Regions from separate parts of the Homo sapiens genome. Here region 1 is linked to region 2. Evidence: chromatin contacts called from ENCODE Hi-C data. All regions are on one chromosome and are shown on one strand. The core of a region is the stretch at or near the end of the contact, and the rest is flanking DNA. Distances in the headings are between cores, read along the strand shown.

Region 1 (3,742 bases), core at 996-3,495, 7.0 Mb after region 2:
CTCGTTTTAGCTGTTAGTTATGTTTAGTGGAAAAACTCAAGGTTTCTGTTTGCCTGGAGGGTTCTCTCATCCGTACTTTAAACATGTGTAGAATATCTGATCTATGCAGAGTAGTGTGTTTGTTGAGGGAGACTAAGTGTAAGGCATAAATATGGTCTCTGCCATCGGGGAACTGTCATCTGGTTGAGGAGACAATATACACATCTGAAAAGTTAAACAAGTAGATAAGTGGTACAGTTCAACAGAAGCAGCAGGTGAGGATTTAAAGTGCTAAACAATAAGGGCTGTAATCCCAGCACTTTGGGAGGCCGAGGCGGGCGGATCACGAGGTCAGGAGATCGAGACCATCCCAGCTAAAACGGTGAAACCCCGTCTCTACTAAAAATACAAAAAATTAGCCGGGCGTAGTGGCGGGCGCCTGTAGTCCCAGCTACTTGGGAGGCTGAGGCAGGAGAATGGCGTGAACCCGGGAGGCGGAGCTTGCAGTGAGCCGAGATCCCGCCACTGCACTCCAGCCTGGGCGACAGAGCGAGACTCCGTCTCAAAAAAAAAAAAACAATAAGGGCACTAAGAGCCACAAGCTAGGGGAATAGTGGAAGGCAGGAGTTAGACCTATGATAATCAAGCCTGACAGGGCTAAGTTTGAACTCTGTATGAACTTTTAATGAGATATAGCAGAACCCCTTATTTGCATCTCGTCCCTCTAAGATGAGGTTTGCTGAGCTTCGGAAATGGTTTAATGATATACTCAAGATGGAAAAGACTTGAAGTGAGTAAATTACAGTTGGGCAAATCAGTAACTGTCAAAAGAAGGAACGTTCCTGACCTCGGCCCAAGGGTATCGCTGTGCTCTGGTTTGTATTAGCTTCAGCACCGCTGCAATCTCACTGAAGGTCAAGTTCCCTTTTAATAATGCTTTATATATCCAAGTCTATCTGCAGTTATAAAAATGCTTCCTAAGAGGCATTTAAGAGTAAAATGGTCCAGTTCTGAACCATTCCCTAGCACCTACCGAAGGAGCTCAGTGGCTCCTCTGTGTTCTCAGCGGTCAGGGATTGGATGCAGGAAAGAGCAATGGGGCCAGGCAGGCACGCTTCAGGAGTAAGCACCGTGTGCATGGCACGCTGTCAAGCTCAGACCTATTACTGAATACCAAGGAAGAGGCTCCCGCGATTGAGACGGCGGGGATAAAGCCACCCTCCTGGACCTGGCGCTCTGGTCCTGTAATTCGCTCCTAGGGCTCCAGACAGGGGTGGGCTTACAAGCGAGGACAGTGCATAAGGCAAAACCACAAGTCAGTCCACGGTGGGAATGCCTCCGGATACCACTCGGTGGAGAGTCGGCAGTGGGGCACAAAAAGGATTTCAAAGGGCTCTGAAAACCGAAAGCCCCTAACCCGGATACGAGGGGCCTCGAGAGAAAGGTTTGTCCTCCCCTGCAGCCCAGGCGCGGGCCAGGGACACACCTCGGATGGTTTCCCAGCTTGGCCGGCAAGACGCCCTGGCGAGCGCTCCAGTCTACGGGGCAGCAGAGCCAAATAGGGAGGAGAGGATGGGAGCGGCATTCCACACCCGCCGCACCCGGCATCCAGCCCCGGTGAACTCGAGCAGAGCCATGGCTAACCCAGCCTCAGGTTCTGGGCCTCTAGAGGTTCCTCTGCCCAGAGATCCAACATCGGGGGCGCAAACCTACCCGCTGTTGCCTCACTCCTAAACCTCCATATACTGGCGCCCTCCTCCCCCCGTTCAGACCCTCAGAGTCCCTATCCAAGGGCGGGTGCCAGGAGGGAAGCCGACGAGCGCCAAAGGGCTCGGGAGCGCTGCCAGGAGTCCTCCCGCCCCTTCTCAGCCTCTCCGCGCGCTTCTTTATCGCGTCTCGCTCCATCAGGGAAGCGACTGCAGAACCAAGCAAAGGCGGTCATCCGAGGGGCCGGCGAGGCCAGGAACGCGTCGCCGCGTGTCCGTGACCAGGGCACCGCGCCACGGATGCCAGATCCCAGGCTGGAGAGAGCGGGTAGGGGCAGAGAAGAAAACGCGGGCACCACTCAGGGTTTGGTCCACGTTCTTCCTGCCCATGGCCTTCCTCTTCCCCCGCACTTTACCTTGTACCAGGTTGCCCCAGATCCGCGGGCAGAGGCGCAGAGCCGAAGCCCGGAGGAGAGGAGTTTGAGAGCCGCCATCTTCGGGCGGTGAGGCAGGAGGAGGCTGCGGGTTGGAGCGCGCGTTTGAGCGTCGGTGCGCGACTGCGAAGGAAACCCGGGCGGGCTGGAGGCTCGACAGCGCGTCGATGACGTCCTCCCGGCCTTTCGAGCCGCACGCCACCGGCGCGCTGCTGGCTGCTGCTTTTAAAAGAAGTGAGGCTGGGCGGGGCCCCGGCGGGGAGAAGAGGCTCTGTGCAGCCGGGGCGGATCGCGGGGAAGTTCCTCTCAGCGCCTCAGGTGTCTGGGCGTGTGCAGCTGTGTTGGCGCACACTTGCCGCTACAGCCCTTCTGTCAGCCCTTTAGCTTCGATGGGGCGCTGGTGGCCGCCTCCCCCTAGGTTGTGGATGAGTCTTGGCCTAGGGTTCAGGGCCCTCCGGCCGCGGGAGGATCTCCCGCCAAGCTTGTTGCTTTTCCAAGTTAGTGCCTGGCGTGTGTGTGGGCTGCATAGGGGCACCCCTCGAGGCCCCCTTCTCTTCTCCCGCCTGGACTGCGTTCACGTTTCTAACATTTCTCAGCCCCTTCTCCCCACATCTGGCCTTGGCTTACATAGAGTAAGTTTGCTGTGAGCACTTGCCTCGAACTGTCGGTCAAGAGGTGTGAGCAACAAGGCTTGCAGAGGAACAAGATTAAGACTGGACCTCTGTGACCTGAGTTTAGCACACCTTTTCTTCCCCATCATCCAAGTTTGCGAATTTCGGGCTCTTTCTCGCACTGGAGTCCCAGCAACCCCAGAGATTACTAAAGATGCAACCATAAAAGCAGTATATTGCTTTAACCTTAGGCAAGTTAGATAACTTCCCTAAGCCTCAGTGTCCTCATCTGCAAATTAGGATTGCTTGTGATACAACGTCATAACGTTTCTATGAGTTAATTCATGCAAAGTTTATGGCCTTATTATGAGGAGTCAATAAATGTTAGGCATTATTATAAGTTTATTCCATTGTAGCAGTTCATTGACATGGCACGTACATATTCGCCAAGCCTTGTCTTTTGACCAACTCCTTGAGGACATGAGCCACGACTGATTTCTCCAGAACTGTCTTTGCACTTAGCAGAGTGGAAAGACCAAGTGGAAGCTCAATAGCATTTTATTTGATTAAGGCCTGACCAAGTTCTGAGAATGTGATGTTAGTTTTGAACCAAAGCAAAGCACACAAAAATTAAATGAGATCTTAGCTTCCTTAGCAAATACAGTAAGGTAATGAACAGTGAAGATGCAGTTCAAAGTTTGTCCATAAAATCATTTGCCCTTTCATGGTATTCTTTTAACTCTGAACTTTTTTTTTTCCTGTAAATATTATAATTTTAGTCAAAATCAGTTAAGGAGTAAGATACCAAGTTAGACTATTCAATTACACTGGAGAAATTAACTTATTGCTAGTTGGTATTTCAACACATTTTAAGAAGTTGGATTGGGGGGAAATTCAAGTACTGTAACTAAAGTCCCATAACTAGTGATAATTTAGCATATAGCAGCTGTTGTACCTTTAACTTACACAATGTGAAAAAAACTAGCATTCCAATTGAGTCTGCTTTTCCACT
Region 2 (3,548 bases), core at 23-2,522:
TATATTCTGGAAACAAATATTCAGCGTTCTTATCCCAATTCAGCCACTTACCAGCTGTGGGACTGTTGGCAAATCACTTAAAATTGTGCCTCGTTTCCACATATATAAAACGGGAATAATAACAGAACCTACCTTACAGGACTATTGTTAAGATTAAATAAGTTAAACAATAAGAAGACTGTAGCCTAGCCAATAGCCTAGTTTAATAAACTTTAGTCATTACTAACCATTATCTCTGTAAAACAAGATGGGAAAAGAATTTGTTACCGGGAGAGAAAAAAAATTCAAGTAATGACGTTTTGTTCTCTAACTTAAGACTATTATTTATTTATTAAGTTATTTATTATGACTATTGACAAGTTATTATGACTATTAAGTTATTTTGTCTACTGAAACCTTCCGATTTCATTAAATTACATTTAGAGTATCTATGGCACAGGCTTAAAGGCGCCTACTTCCATACCTGAATAAAAGCATTTGCTTGCACACACTTTGCATTTTCCACTGTTACTTTGATACCATTTTTAGTTGCGAAACACGTGGCATGTTCTCGGAAATGAATAGCTTTCAAGATAGTGGAGAGATTCCTAACGTTGTCAAGGCTGGCCACAAGGCTGTACTGATCATCCTCGTCTTGGATCTGTTGGGTCAGAAGGGGCATCGTCCACTGCGCATTCGGCCCCGAGGGATGCTCCTGGGGCCAACAACTTCTCGGCGGATCGCCAAACACCTGAAGGGATTAGACAGTAAAACTCCCATCAGTGCTGGCGAGGTCCGGCGAGCTCCACCTGCGCTGAGAGGTGGAAAGGGGCTGGGAGGCTGAACACGGCTGACCAGGCCGAACCCCACCTATGTCACTTAACTATCTTTGTAATTCTGGAGGAAAATTATCTAAGCTACGGTTTCCTCGTCTCCGTAAGAGGACAATAACGTGAAAAGTTGTGAAGAATGAAGACACGCAACTGACACGGTATCTCCCGGCCAAACAGGAGCTACAAATCCGCGGGGAGTCGGTTTTGTGCAGCCCGCGCCACCAGCCCCGCCTCCAACAAAACAGGCGATGGCGGGGCGGGCCCGGAGTGTCCAGATAATCCTCCAAGAGTCCCAGACAACCCCATTCACCAGCCCGCCCGCGGGACAGCATCGCTTACTAGTCTCGGGGTCCCCGAGTGCGGAAACCCTACCTTTGCGGTGGGGTCTGGACGCCCGAGAGCCCTTCTCAGCAAAGTCCCTGAAGAGGAGCGAGGCGGCTCCGAGGAACCGCGGAGGAAGTGAAGCCAGTCCCGCCACTCTTCAGACCGGCCCTCCACCTCGGCCACCGTCACCACAGAGCTGAAGGAGGCCTAGAGAGCCGCGCGTGCCGCGCCACCGAGACCGGAAGGAGGCGGCACAGACCTGGAGGACGACCGCGGAGCTGAGCGCTTAGAGCCGCCGAACCATAGAGATCGGAAATAGGAGCGAGCGGCAGCGCCGGAAAGGAGGCCAAGAGCGCGGGCGGCGAGGCAAGATGGCGGCAACCAAGAGGAAACGGCGTGGAGGCTTTGCAGTTCAGGCGAAGAAGCCAAAAAGAAACGAAATAGATGCGGAGCCGCCAGCTAAGCGGCACGCCACAGCAGAGGAGGTGGAGGAAGAAGAGAGGGACCGGATCCCAGGCCCCGTTTGCAAGGTAGGAGGGGATGTCCCCGGGCTACACCTGCGGCGGCGGCTCTGTGCGCCTTTTCTTGGGTTACTTACTTGACTACAGCCTTGCTTAATTTCAGAGTAGCCCGGGTGTTAACGGTAGGTCGGTTTTAGCAATTCTCCCGGCCAGACTGGGCACGGAGTTTGCAGCTAATCCTTGTGCACGTGGCCGTCTTCCTGGAGGCGGCGGGTTTTAAAACCTTTACCCGGCCCACGGGGAAGCGACTTACAGGGTGCTCAGATCCAGCGTTCTTTCTTACTAGTTGTTCAGTTGTTTTTTTTTTTTAATGTTTTTGGAGAGTAGTGCTTTTCCTTGGTTATTTCTCGCTATTATTTCTCCAGTGATTAGTATGCCCATATACTGCCATAGTCAGCCACTCTCAGTCAGGGATCCTGAAGTACGTTAGGGGAGCCTTTAAAAAGTTGTTGCCCTTGGGACTGTGACTCTGACTTGTTAACCAGGTCATTAACTCAAGAGATACTGAAAAATAGACTAGGTAGTATGAGCTTTACTTGTATTCAACAGACATTGAATGTGCCATGCACTGTACCAAGTTAGGCTTCCTTTGGGTTTGAGATTGCAAAGATGACTAGAATGTGACCTCTTCCTCCTGAAATGTTGGAGTTTAGGAGGAAACTTAAGAATTCAAATAAGTTGATGGTTTTTATTCAAAAGAAGTGCACACAAGTTGTTAGAATTAGCTTTCATTCAACTAAGAACTCTTCTTAAGCTAGACAGAATACTGTGAACAAGGATTATCTTTGACATTAATTTTTGCGTCCTCCGCACTTAGCATAGTACTCTAGCGCGGAGTAGGTGATAAGTAAATGACCCCGTGTGGTGTGATGGCAAGCTCTAAGAAAGAAGTGAGCTCTGTGGAATGAAAGATAAGTGTAAATTCTAGCCCCGTTATTAACAGCAACATTCTGTGCTCTTTTCTGACCTGCAGATTGGGGGGCAGGGGGAGGGAATATTTACTTTTTATGAAAAATAAGCTGGACTTGTACACTTCCAGTAAATGTTAGTGTTCTCACTCTTCCCTTGAGCTAGGTAGTATCTATAATCTGAGCCATACTTCGATACATTCTATGGAAGTGCAGGAGATATAGATTATTTTTACCCTAGTATAATAAGATAAAGAATCATGAAGGATTTAGCCCGTAAGCTGCATATCAGAGGAAGTGTAGAATTTTGACATTCAAAAAATGAGAGGGAACACTCCAAGGGAGAAAAAAAAACCGATGAAAGACTTTGAAGTAGGGAAATGCTGAAAAATGTAAAAAATAGAGCCAGATTGGATTGCATTAGGCTTCATTTGGGGCAATAATGATGTAGACGTGAAAATCTATTTTAAAATTCAGTGTCAAAGCTATGTCATTTGAACTTTGTTTAGAAAACTCTGGGAAGTAAGGATGTGATGGAAGTATTACTTTAAAAATGGTCCAGCGTGGTGGCTCACGCCTGTAATCCCAGCACTTTGGGAGGCCGAGGCGGGTGGATCACTAGGTCAGGAGTTCAAGACCAGCCTGGCCAAGATGGTGAAACCCCGTCTCTACTAACACTACAAAAAAAAAAAAATCAGCCAGGTGCAGTGGCGGGCACCTGTAATCCCAGCTACTCGGGAGTCTGAGGCAGGAGAATCGCTTGAACCCGGGAGGTGGAGGTTGCAGTGAGCCGAGATCGCGCCACTGCACTCCAGCCTGGGTGACAGAGTGAGACTCCATCTCAAACAAACAAACAAAAAAAGTAAACTGTTGAAAAAGCTAGTCAACCATATCTATTGGAGGTGCTCATGTCTGGGAAGGTTAGCCATTTAGGAGTTTTGCAGTTAATATAAGACTCTAAGTAAGTGCAGTGTGAATAAGAA

The links. Hi-C counts contacts between places; a loop is a spot of excess contacts on that map. Pooled maps may share reads with other maps.
Region 1: a loop to region 2 is called in a pooled map, with 9 times the contacts of the local background. The contact joins the promoter of OXCT1 here to the promoter of RAD1 in region 2. A Hi-C loop is called at or near these places in 4 of 50 pooled maps.

What each region holds. Positions count from the first base shown.
Region 1 is chr5:41,868,180-41,871,921 of GRCh38, forward strand. OXCT1 (3-oxoacid CoA-transferase 1) reads right to left here and starts at 2,246. Exons shown (of 17, transcript NM_000436.4): 1 at 2,102-2,246. The coding sequence starts at 2,179. It overlaps OXCT1-AS1 (OXCT1 antisense RNA 1), which reads left to right and starts at 1,851. Exons shown (of 3, transcript NR_046635.1): 1 at 1,851-2,013; 2 at 2,112-2,203; 3 at 2,587-3,742. LOC102723752 (a long non-coding RNA gene) reads left to right here. Exons shown (of 3, transcript XR_925956.4): 1 at 1-1,423. RefSeq lists enhancers at 1,883-1,962, 2,793-2,842.
Region 2 is chr5:34,914,232-34,917,779 of GRCh38, forward strand. It overlaps RAD1 (RAD1 checkpoint DNA exonuclease), which reads right to left and starts at 1,273. Exons shown (of 6, transcript NM_002853.4): 1 at 1,185-1,273; 2 at 464-730. The coding sequence starts at 661. BRIX1 (biogenesis of ribosomes BRX1) reads left to right here and starts at 1,480. Exons shown (of 10, transcript NM_018321.4): 1 at 1,480-1,666. The coding sequence starts at 1,508. It also overlaps a transcript of TTC23L not described here. RefSeq lists enhancers at 857-1,462, 909-968, 989-1,888, 1,463-2,068.